Linked DNA regions of Homo sapiens: region 2 is linked to region 1. Evidence: chromatin contacts called from ENCODE Hi-C data. All regions are on one chromosome and are shown on one strand. The core of a region is the stretch at or near the end of the contact, and the rest is flanking DNA. Distances in the headings are between cores, read along the strand shown.

Region 1 (6,575 bases), core at 2,983-5,482:
GAATTTTTTTCCTTCACAATTTACATTAAGAGGAAAAATATTCTGTCACTACTTTCTCCTAATTTTCACCTCACTGTGTCTTACAGCATTGCTGCCTACCTAAGAACACTGCAAGAATGTGCTAGAAAGTAGTAAAACCCATGCAAAGAAGATGCTTTGTGTTGTACTTGACATATATTGGACTCACTTGTATTGCAGTGCTTTCAACTAAATGTTTTCCTTCATGGCTCTTATCATATTTGTATCCATCTGGCCATTTGTGTAGTTTTTAATATTTTTCTGCCCCACCAATCTGTAAGTCCTGTGCCAGCAGGGCCCGTACCTATCAAGGTCACACTGTACAGTTCTAACAGTGATTGTGGTTTGTGGCATGTGATTATGTATGTGCATTTCATATGGGTATATGAAAACTCTATCCTTCAACCCCCAACCCCTCCACAGGCTCAGAACTTTACAACTTGGTTAAGAGTATGAAAAAATATTTAAATCTGGAAAGTTCAATCTTTCAAAAACATTGAAAACTTTTTTAAAAATTGCCTTTAGATACCGAAATTTAAAAAGTTTAAACCCACCTTTTGACCAAGAAAGAGGAGGTTGGCTTTTCTTGAGCAGACTTACTGATGATCTTGATATAACTAGAAGCGATCTGAGCATTCCAAAGGATGTTATAGATAAATTTACTATGAGGCAATAGAGAATTTAAGGCTGGCTACCATCTCCTTGATTTGCATGGTTTTACTTTCAGAACTCCAGCCAGTTGTTGAGTCAGATATCTGTATTATAGTTATAGTTAAATCACCACTTCATCCAAGAGTGGGTGGCATGTTCCTCCTCAAAATAGAAGAAGCAAACATCAAACTCTATCAAAATGCACAAGTGAACTACTTTACTTAAATATAGTTCGGATGGTTTACAGAATTAGAGATTTCAGGCAATGGAAAATCATACTATAAAACTTAGTAAGACAGAGGATAACATTGTTTCTGTTAGAAGTCTGCTATGTTCTAAAAACTTGCAAATGGCAAACTTACTGCTGTGTCCTCATGGAACCTTTTATATGTATATTCTCATTTACTCCTCAGGTCAACTGTTTAAGATGGGGACTATTAATCATATATTTTCAAGGGAAGAGCCAGGTCTCAGAGAAGTGAAATAACTTAGACTATGGAGCTAGTGTGAAAAGCTCTAATGGAAACACATAATGGCTTAACAGGGGTGATTATATTGACTTTAATTCCTTTCTGTCATTTTGTCTTCTTGTTTATCACATATATAACACTTCAGCGTATAAATAAGAAAAAAAAACCTAGTTCTGAAAATTGCCTCTAAAAGCATAATGTTGAAGATTTGGGAAAATAAAACATAGTAGTTAACGTAAAATAGGCACTTGGAAGCAAGAGGTTGCAATTCTAACTCTAAAACGTTTTTCCTATGTGACACTGTCAGAACCAAGTTAGGACAGGGCTGTGTTATTACATCCATTTTGTGGTTATCCAACTTCGGTGATTTTTTTTTTTTTTTTTGACAGAGTCTCGCTCTGTCACCCAGGCTGGAACGCAGTGGTGCAATCTCAGCTCACTGCAACCTCCACCTCCCAGGTTCAAGTTATGTTACCATCTATTAGGGACTAAATTGTGTCCCCTCTAAAATTCCATGTGTTGAAGCACTAACCCTAGGGTGACCATATATGGACATAAGCTTTTCAAAGTAATTAAGGTTAAATGAAATCATAAGGGTGGGGTCCTAATCTGATAAGACTGGTGCCCTTATAAGAAGAAGAGACACCAGCGTTCTCTCTGTCTCTCCATGCTTACAGAAAAAAGACCATGTAAGGACATAGCAAGATGGTGACCATTTGCAACCAGAAACCAACCCTACTGGCACCTGGATGTTGGATTTCTATCCTCCAGAACCTGTAGAAAATAAACTTCTGTCCTGTTCTTTTCTTTCTTTCTTTCTTTCTTTCTTTCTTTCTTTCTTTCTTTTTTTTTTAGAGACAGGGTCTCACTCTGTCACCAGGCTGAAGTGCAATGGCGCGACCTTGGTTCACTGCAATCTCCACCTCCCGAGTTTAAGCGATTCTCCTGCCTCAGCCTCCCAAGTAGCTGGGATTACAGGTGTAAGCCACCACGCCTGGCTAATTTTTTTGTATTATTAGTAGACACAGGGTTTCACCATGTCGGCCAGGCTGGTCTCGAACTCCTGACCTCAGGTGATCCACCTGCCTTGACCTCCCAAATTACTGGGATTACAGGTGTGAGCCACCTTGCCCGGCCTAAACTTTTGTTCTTTAAGCCTCCCAGTCTGGGGTATTTTGCTGTGGCAGCCCAAGCAGACTAATACACAACCCAATTAATAAACACTAATAGTGTCTAAAATTATTCCACCATTCTAGAAAATTATTATTTTTTCATTATCCACAGTCATTGCTTTGTCCTGTGACAAAAAAGCCATGTAGCTGGAAGCCATCTGGGTGGCAGTACAGAATTAAGAGCCACTAGAAATTAAGTCCATACTCTCCCTGGAACTCAAATTCTACCAAAAAATAAATTTTAAGTGAAAGTCTAATGGAAGGAAGAAGAACATTTGGAGCAAGTGTGAAATCAACATTCTGCTCCAGGTAGGCACCATTTGATGGGGAGTGATCCTGAGTGCAGGGTTGGGGAACGGGGTGGAACTTTCCTTTGTGCACAGAACTGGGACTAGAAAACAGTGATTAGGAAAGCAGTCAAGTGACTGATAAGTACACAAATGGAATAGCCCTTGGGAGTTTTTGAGATTGCGTTTGTTTGAAGAAAAGAAGAGCATTTTCTTCATATTGATATGACATTGTATTTGCCAACTGGTATTTACTAGAAGCCCTCCAAGTTCATGATTCACACCTGAACATTCCACATTCTTTAAAATTGTAGTGCACCCTTCATAACTATATATTTAGTATTTTTATAAATTAGATTACAATTTAATTGGAGAATACAATATCAGAAAAATTATCCAAAACTTAGAAATATTGCCTAATCAAATGTGCTACTTGTCTGGCCTTCCACAAGAAAGCACATGAGGAACTAAGACATAATTTTTCCTTCTTATTTGTAAAGTCTAATTCAAAGTTATTAGCTCAGCACAGTAAATATACGTGCTAAAGACTGGGTGAACAATGGCAAATAAACTTTGAAGACCAAATCCTCTTTTACAACTAAAAGTAACATTACTGAGCTTTCTGCAGGATTTTCTGGGTAAGTTTTTCTGCATGGCCAGCCCCAGCAAGGCCCCGAATGCCTGGTTTGCTACTTTCTAATCCTGTAACTTCTCTTCCCATAATAATGTGTAGCTTGTAAGGCCTTAGCTCAATTTTCCAGATGATTTCAGAGACAAAGAATTGCTGATTTGTTACACTAATCTTGACATTTCAAATTACAACTGGAAATAATCTTCCTTAATTAGTCATGTTCTTTCTGTTGAAAATATCAGACATTTGACATATTTGTTTAGCAAATATGTCGATTTTCTGGTCTTTATGGTCTTTCAGTCCCATGTTGATATTCACATATTAAATTTTTAGCTTGCTCCACAGCAAAGATGCAAATATATATGTGCATATGTATATTATATATGTACACATATAGTATATGAATCTACAACCATGCTTGGGGAATACAAGGTATAATATGAATATTATATATATATTCATATATATCTATATATATTTATATATGTGAATCTACAACTATACTTGGGGAAAACAAAGACTTTATCCAGGCTCACCCAGAATGGTTATGAGAAAGTGAAACATTCTTTTCTTCCCTTAATAGGCAAATACATAGTTTAAAAGCTACCTCCCCAAATATGGGAGAATCTTTAGAGAAAGTGTTAAATCACAATAGCATTAAATGTACATTTACTATCAAGTCTTTTGCAATAAAAGCTGACATTAACTTTTTCTCTACAATATTTACTATAGCACTGTGCTTACCCAGGCTTTTATTAATATATGTTTATTTCTGCATTTCCATTTCTCAGCTACCTTTTATATTTTAAAAATTACAGAATTTATAGAAGAAAATTGTAGGCTGATAACAAACAAAAAGGTTTTTCGAAATGGCTAGCATTTGCTCCCAGCAGGGAAAGTAAAGGAATAGTTGCTGTATCCTGAGCCACCCATCCCGGCCCAAGTCTTTGTCCTGCTGAAGTGGTAAATTCTCCCAGAAACGCAACACAAGGTGGTGCTGTTGTATTTATCCTAAACCAGCTGCCAGCCTGGCCACTTAGGCTGTCGGTTTGATCTGAAAGTGGTAGGTGTGTACCAAAGGCATGGGTTTTGCATATGTAGATGTTTACAGTGTAGTCCTCCTTTCAGATAAGAAAAGATAAATAGAAGAAGGAGGAAGAGAGTAAGTTTCTCCACACATGGAAGCTTCTGGAGAAACTGTCTTAAAAAAAAAGAAAGTGCATGGGTTCCTTTTGTTACTAAATTATAGGAGCATGGAAAGTTAGGGCTAGAAGAGATAAAACATTATCTAGCCCATCTTCCTATCTTCAGAGAGGATTTCATTTATAAATTATCAGCCAGTTAAACTTTTTCTTTTGGTTTTAAAATTTTCCAGGGAGGGAGATGCCACTTGCTCCCCCAGCAAATCAATACTCCCTAGTGTTGGGAAATTGTTGTGGACATATGTGCACTTCCTCTTGTTCTGAATCCAGAGGGTATGGGAAGGATTTGATCAGCAGATGTGCCTAGTGAATGAGAAGCACACAAAAAAAAAATGAATTACAAGTCAGGGCTCTGGATTCCTCTCCCTCACTTGCTTAGCTGGGACAAGGTGGGCCTCAGATTTTGCATCTGGAAAACAAAGAGATTGGACTAACATCAGTGGGTTTCCACAAATGGCTGGATCTCAAAATCACCGGGGAAGCTTTTTAAAAAAATACAGATTCCAGGGCCTTGCCTATAAATTTGCTCAGTCAGAAAATCTAGGGCAGGGCCCAGAAATTGCACTTAAAAAAAAATCCAAAAGAACTGTTTTCCTTGGAAAACATTTTTCTTGTCTGAAGACATGGAAATTAGCTAAAAATGTGTAGGCAGGCAGCCCAGCACAGATCTAATGACTGGTGCATAGGTACCACTAGATTAAATAACTCTTAAATCCCATCTGATTTTATGATTTTCCAGGTATCCTTAAAACAAAAGCCCTTGAAAAATAGAAGTGAATTATCCCAGATCTAAAGAATTTCCTCTTGAATCATATTCCCAAGCCTTTGAGTAATCTGCAGTATGGATTTACAGCAAGATGTTTTCTAAATTTTTCAAGCACATGAAATTGGGAAGTCCAGGAATATTATTATAGTAAAGAAAATCCAATAAAGTCCTTGTGTTCAGTCCAATGCCTACACGCTATTCTATTTTCTGGTTACTGTAACTATGAATTAGTTGACAGTTATGAAAATAGTATTTGGACTCTTTCACTTTCATTTTTATAAAACTGGAAAGTTAAAAAACTAGTCAAGTACTTGGCCCATGTATAAATAGATAAGTCACATACTGGCAAATTGAGCTGTATAAAAGTTACTTACACAGACAAAAATGTCTCTAAAGTCTCTATGTAAAACGTTGGCTTTCTGACTCTGAGACTGTCTAGTATCAATGTGAAATTCAGTAACAATGCAATTCAGATTCTTATACCTCAAATGTCTCATTTGAAAGAATCAGATAATTGAAGTATCATTTGTTTATTCTCGTTTATAGTATCAAGGTAAATAATTCTGCCTTCCATTTCCCCTTGCTAATGTAATGTGACCTCAATGTTACATGTTACTAAGTAAATCAATTAGGAGATTTGGCCTGTGTATGTGACTCTTGCAAATGGGTAATTACACCATCAAATAGAAACTTATACACTCTTTGCAAGCCAGTCTTGAAGTCACTTCCAAATAGTTGGTTCTCATTATTTGTACTTTAAGAGCCATTTACAGGTCTAATTAAATTGTTTCTCAGGAATATAAAGATCAATGTTTCCAACCTCATGAATTGAATATATAAAAGAATGCATGAGGCCCAAATTAGCATTTCGTTTATTAAAATAAGTCAGTGTTGGAGCTGAAATCCATTAAATGACTTTAAGTAATCTGTCTGTTAAAGCTTTCAAACCACCTCTCAAAATCTGGCCCAGCTACCACCATTTATCAGTTACAAATTTCCATATTCCTCTGCTGCTCAATCATGCTGTACTAAATTATCTCTGAGATCATGTCTTGTGATTCTCATACAGTAATAACATCTGCATTTCCTGGATTTTCCATGAGCTGTGTCATCCTTTCAAGATTGTTCAAGAACATGTTTGTTCCTTTTATCAGAAGGACAGCAGCACTGCAGATCTTTTCCTACCAAGAGTCCCAAGCTCCACTGAATAAAAATAGCCTTGTGTCCTTTGGAATGCTCTGAACCACTTGGGGAAAAAGAATGTCTGTCATCGAATCACTATCATTTGTAATGTCCTCTCCAAAAGAAAGCCAAGGGGGAAAAATGCTAGAACTATTTGTGACCTCATGAAATACAAAAGAAAATTTACTTAGAACAA
Region 2 (6,516 bases), core at 590-3,089, 370 kb after region 1:
GTAGTGCTAAACTAGAGCAAGGTCTTATTAATGATGAAATTCCTAAAGAAAATGCCATACCTACACAGATTAATTAACAAGGTGGGAGTTAGTACTGAGATATCTCCAGAAGATTTTCCTCTAGAATGTGGAACACATGCTGCCTGTCTTTAGAGATGCCAAAGGTTTGTTGAACACATATTTGTGGAATAAATATAATTGGAGTGGAGGGTTACCCCATGGAAGGTGACAAGGGTCCCAGCCCCTTTCAAGTGTCCACACCAGTAAACATACTTAATCAGCCTTGATTTATGTCAGCAGTTGGAGCACAACTAGGGCCACCAGGAGAAACCTGTGTCACTCTAGGAATACAGATCTTTGTTGAATAAATATCTTTTTATGCATGCAAGTAGGAAATGTACTTGCTCCATATGCAGATTTTCCCTAAACTTTCCTATTATTTACAATACCTTTCATTTTGATGACACTTTGAATTATAAAACACTCTCACATATAGTTTAAGTATGAGCAGGGTAGGTAGAACAAAGAGTTCTTTGCTGCATTTGACAGATAAGGAAGTCTATGTTTAGGGATATTAAATAGCTTCTATCTCTCCTACACCTTATCATTCCCAGAGCTAAGATGTGAATCCTATTCTCGTACCTCCCACATCCAGTGCTAGTTTATAATTCTCATGAGTGACTTCTTGCTGTTTAGCATGAGGCTATTCAGAATTTGGCTGGACTGGAATCTCATGAGAATTGCAGAAATGGTTTAGGCAAAATAGTAGCAACAACAACAATAGCAATTAAAATGTAATGCATGCTCATTATATGCCAGGCATCATTCTAAATATTTTGCATGTATTATTGCATTTGATCCTTGCCAAAAATCCTATGAGGGAAGCATTATTATAATCCCCATTTTATAGATGCTGAGGCTGAGGAACTCAGAAAATGGGTAACTTATGGAGATTACACAGCTAGTAGGTGCGGAGCCATGGTATGAACCTAGTTGGCTACCTCCTCTGTCTATGCCATCAGCCACTTCCCTGTACTGCCTATGGGAGCTGGGGACTGGGGCTTTCACTGCTCTTCAGATGATGTGTTCATTGACCTTAAGAAGCTCAGTAGCAATGGAAGAATGCTTCACAGTGTATGTTTGAGGTCTCAAACTACTCTATGTATACTAAGACAGTCATAACAAATTACCTAAATCGATATGCTAATGCGAGGTTGTGTGGTAAGCTAAATTACTTACTCAACCTTTATAAAACAGACAGTCTGAAGGATAGCACAAGTGATGTCAAGATGATTTCAATCACTGGAAACGTCTTCAATCCAATGGCCTGTGAATGCCATCAGAAATTTGTAAGACACTTACCCAACGTCTCCCATATGGTAATCATGGTCCCCCCAAAGTGTACATGAAAATATAGAAAGGAATTGTGATATTTGTAAAGTTGATGACCATGATATGACATTGAGCCTGAAGATTCAAAGCATTTACCAGTCTACATCAGGAAAATATGAAACACAGCCAAAGTTATTAATTGGCAATGCAGAGCTTACAGCTAACACTAAATTTTGCTTCCAAGAAAGTGTGGAGCCTGATGCTTTTTTAATTAACAGAACAAAACCCGAAAAGCAATCAAAATTGTTAGCATTCAAAGACTGGCAGATTCAGAGCATGGCAATGGGACACACAGATAGACCAATCAGGGCAGGCACAGATTGGTGACTGTGATCCAAGGACCCAGCTTGAAAAGTCAGCTTCTCCAGAACTTTCAGCAACACTTTTAAAATGAGGAAATAAGTAACATGAGATTGCATTTCACAATCTCCAACAGCATGTCCCTGAAATGGAGCGAAGGATACACCAAAGGAAGAGTTGCTACATCCCATCTCTCCTGGGAAAGGAACATGCTGCAGGGAGAGAGTTGCGAGAGCTCTTCACCCTTCTACCCTGCAGCAAAGGAAAATGGGTCTCCTCAAGGAAGGCATTTCCCCACAGCAAAGCTGCAAGCAACATGAAATAATGCACCATGACTATGGGTTCTTGGCAAAGGATTCCTGGCCTGGTACAGTTAGAAATTGGGCTCTATTCTCAAGCAAAGGGTTCCAACAAAAAAATACCGCAGCAAGCAGACCGTGGAATGTGCTTCTCCACTCTTCCATACGGGGTGATGGCACAGAATCAGAGTTGAACATGGGAGGGAAGTGGAAGGGATAAAAATGTAATGGAATTGCAGAGTTGTTGGCATTCAGATGTGTAGGTGGTGGGTGGCAAGTCCTGCTTATTGCCTGTGGTTGTGAGAGGCAATGGTGATGGGTCTTATTACATAGCAGTAAGAGAAGGAGAAAAAAATATATATCTTTTCATTTGTCAAAGTTATTTATCGCAGGATTATTTGTAATTTTAGAAATTTGGAGAAAAATATTCAAAATTGTGAAAGCTTTAAAATAAATTATAGTGTGTTTATCCCACAGAATTTTAGATATTCATTAAAAACTACATTTTAAAAGAAAATACATTGGAAAAATGCTCACAATCTACTGCTTAGTGAAAAAAAATGAAAAACTTGGTATAAAAATTCTTCCAAGTTTTTTTAATATGCAAGGAAAAAAATAAAAAGGAAAATTTTCAAATGTTATCAGCTCTCTTTTTGGTAATATTACAGGTACTTTTAATGTTTCTATTACAATTTTTGTGTTTAAAAAACTATAATTATCAGTATGTATATTTAAAATTAATAAATATTATATAAGAAAAGAGTGATAATTAATGAGAATGAAGCAATATCACCATAAGCATCCTTAAAATTTACACTTAGACTAAGGAGCAGATCCTAGTGGTAACCAGTCATTTAAAACTATAGGAATAGTCATTCAGTCAGTAAATGATCCTACTCCTACTATGTGCTGTTCACTGAAAAAGGTACAAGAGGTTGAGAAATAAAAGTTCTGTGCTAGTCCTACCTGGAGGAACTCAGGACTGCAGGGACAGCTGAGAAGAAACAGGTAAGGACACTGAACTCTGGCTCTTTGATAAGTGCTCCTCCGGCAGTATCCCCAAAGCATGGAAGAAACACAATGGAAGAGGAATCCATCCAGCCACTGGGATTTGTAGAAGGATTAAGGAGGAGGTGACATCTGAGTACATCTGAGTTGAATCTCGAAGGATGAGTGAAGAACAAAAAAATTAGGGTAAGGGCATTCAAGAACAGCTAATGTATAAAGACGTAGAGTGCAGTGAGACCAAGAGCTTTCAAATGGGACTCTTTTTATGCTGAAATTCAGGGAAGGGAAAGAGAAAACCTGAACTAAATCAGTTACTCAGGAGATAGAGAAGTGGGGGAAGATTGAAGCAGCATAGGATGTATGGAGGTGTTTCAGATGTCTTCTAGATTTCTCTCTCAGTCACTAGATGGGTGGTAGCACCAGGTGGCTCACATAGGAAATAGAGATGAAAGAGCAGGTTTGGAAGGAAAGTTTTGGAGATACCCATCCGGAAGGGAAACAATACATGGCCCTAGAGTAGAATCATTCATTTACTCTGCAAGTATTTACTGATCATAACTGTCTGGGACTGTTTTAGGCACTGAGGATGCACAAGCAAGTAAGACGGACAGGGCCTCAGCTCTTATGGAGCTCACAGTCTGCCTGGGAGACCAACCACAAACAAACAAACACAATGTCTGGAAGTGGAAGCGCTATAAGGAAAACTAAACTGGATGCCGTGAGAAGGAGCTATTTTGGTTGGGTGTCAGGGAAGGCTTCTTGAAAGGGCTCAGGATAGATTTGGGCTAGGACAGTAATGTAATTATAATAGTATTGTTGTTGGAAGCATAGGTTAAGTCTTTTCTATGTGCCAAATGGATTATTTCATTTAATCCACAATGCAATCGTCTAGGGAGGTACTACTGAGAGGCAGAAACATATGCAGAATCAAATGGGACACTGCCTTTAGCCACACTCTTAACCACATATACTTTCTATCTATAGCCTGTCAGGCCTTAAGAAGGACCATGTGAGGCCATCTGTGAAAAGGAGGAACCCAGGGGAGGGTGTCGCCTGACAGCCACGAGACAAGCCTGTGTCAGAGGAAGGAAATGGGCTACAGTGTCCAATGGTCCATGCACCCTGGAAAGGACAACAATAACTGGAACACGTTGTTAGATTTAGCAACCAGATGATTATTGGTGACCTTGGCAAGATCACGTTCATTGAGGAAGGGAGGAAGCCCAGATTGCAGTGTTGACAGGGAAAGACTTCTCTTCCCAGGGACACAGGGTAGAGGCAGTGGGCTTTAGGATGGCTGCTGTTATTTTAGTTTTGGTTTATTTAAAAGCAGGGTGAGACTGGAGGGTTGAGCCTGTGGAGAGGCAGAGATTGAGGGTATGTGAGGGAGAGGAAATAACCAATGTAGCAAAGTACCTGTAGGGACAAGAAGGGAAAGAAAGCCCAACACAGGTGAGGGACGTGGTCTCGGGCTGGAAGAGCAACACCTCTTCCGCTGCGATGGGAGGGAAGACAGTAAGCAAGAAGGTAGGTAGGGCTAGGGGGTTACCTGAGTTCTTTTCTCCTAATAGGTGATATTTTCATCTGGTGAAGGCCCCACAGGGGATGCTACCTAAGGTTCAACTTTGAAACAGATCTTGGGGAGAATGAGAGCGGATGCTGTACAGATTACTCCAAGTAGCCCTGAGGTTCCTGTTGAGGTTGGAACACTTGGCATTTGTGGCGGCTCCATCTGCACAGCTGTGTGGTTTCTTCCAACAGGGCCAGCAGCCGGGGCTGGCAGAGAGCTGGGCCATGCTGGGTGGCACACACTGCTCAGCCGGCACCTGTTCCAGGCAGATCATTTCCGTCTTTCATCTGGCTTCTCTTGGACAGTCCTCAATTCATGGGCCATCCAACAGCCAGAACTAAACAAATGTGCAATTCCAGAATTTAGTCTTCAAATTAGTCATTTAAGGAAAACTCCTAATCAATGGCATCTGAATATAAAATATGTGCTAGAATAGAAAGTAGTAGGGGCCCACGCTCTTGAGAGCTAAATGATCACTGAAATAGCTTGAATGGTTATGTTCTGTTCCCGTGTATATAATGTTAAAACTATTGCGTCTGTTTGATTCAACAAGAGGTCCCTTCTAAAAGTCAAGTATACAGCTTTCCTGGGAATGTAATTGATAAACATTTTGTTGTTACACTGTATAGCAGCCACTTTAAGACAACAGGAGTCTTGTTCTTTGCAGAGCATTTTGTTACCTCTGCATGCATACAAAGCAGAGGATGGAATCAAAAGGGTATTTGGCTTGTGTCCAGAAAGCAATCTGGATTAGTCTATATAACCGGCTGTCACAGTTTCAAGTCCGTTTCTGATCCGTGACTTATTGCTTCATAACTGACTATTTCAAAGATTTACCAGGATTCTACAAAAAAAGTATCTCATTACTTTCTAGCTCATTCTGAGGTATGTTTCACTAGTTAACATTTTTAAATATTTAAAGTAACAAAATAAGACAATAAAGACTATTTCTTACCATCATCCCTGTCATTCCCATTTTCTACCAACAAGATAAACTGATGGAGGGAATATTTACTAGAAGTGTAGCAGAAGTGTAGAGGGAATACTTTAGGTAGAGGTTAGTTTGCATTCCCTAAGTCAGTAGCAATTTATATAATAGAGGAAGGACTGAATACTTTTAATTTTCAAACTTCCTGTGGAGCACCTGGAATTAAAATGAATATCTGATTAAATTTTGGTTCTTATGTGGCAGCTTGGTACAAAGACATTTAAAAAGAAATGAGATTCAAGCAATTTTGCAGATTCAATAATTCAGAAATTCCTTTTGAAAAATTTGTTCCCCTCCCCAAACCTGAGGTGTAAGGCATTAATCACATCTCTGAATTAGTTAAATGTTGTCACAGTTACTTTCTTGGAAGACCTCAAAGCACTTCAGAAACAAAACTTTGTGAACTGCAGGACACCCCGAGGCCTGAGACAGTATTGTCTTCTCCTTATGAATGAGTTGAAGTCCAGGAAGTGGGCTTGGACTTCAGTGATGATGTATTTCTTAAAGAGCCAATACATTTCCTTCTTTCCTTCAGGAATCAGAGTTAATTTCTAACTACAAGCCTACTTTACGTTTTTGGCTAAAATACCTTAAAATTCTTCTATTTTCATATTTCACTTCTTCATAATACGTACTTCTTTCACTGCATACAGATTGTAATGCTTTCTCAAAGTATGTAAATCTATTTTAGGTAGGTTCCTTATGGTTTGACCTGAATATTTTAAAGTTATTTTTCTCCTCATAATGGCTATGCAATGGAAATAATATTTTGACACTTCAAACCGTATTAATTTAATTGTAGTTTGCAGCCAGATAATTATTTCATTGAAGAAATCAGGAAGGATTAACATAATGTTCAGATCACCAATATTGAACATCAAAAGAATGTCAACCTAACCGAGTAGCTGACTTCAAGTAACTTGAATTTAGGGAAACTGGGATGAGTTATGCTCTCACTG

What was found. A loop is a pair of places that touch in the nucleus more often than their neighbours do. Pooled maps may share reads with other maps.
Region 2: a map of B cell shows a loop between it and region 1 (4-fold over the local background). The contact joins two enhancer-like sites. A Hi-C loop is called at or near these places in 7 of 168 maps with a recorded cell type or tissue (B cell, CD14-positive monocyte, Right ventricle myocardium superior and 3 more), 14 of 37 single-sample maps with no recorded cell type and 17 of 50 pooled maps.

Annotation. Positions count from the first base shown.
Region 1 is chr13:33,721,673-33,728,247 of GRCh38, reverse strand. No RefSeq gene overlaps it. Among named protein-coding and RNA genes, the nearest start is that of RFC3, 93 kb to the left of the region's middle. RefSeq lists a silencer at 4,134-4,303. Within about 2 kb of position 4,232, at least 10 of the 41 ENCODE cell types and tissues checked have a DNase peak (open chromatin) inside an H3K27ac peak, as active enhancers do.
Region 2 is chr13:33,350,979-33,357,494 of GRCh38, reverse strand. It overlaps a transcript of STARD13 not described here. Among named protein-coding and RNA genes, the nearest start is that of LINC02344, 19 kb to the right of the region's middle. Within about 2 kb of position 1,839, at least 2 of the 41 ENCODE cell types and tissues checked have a DNase peak (open chromatin) inside an H3K27ac peak, as active enhancers do.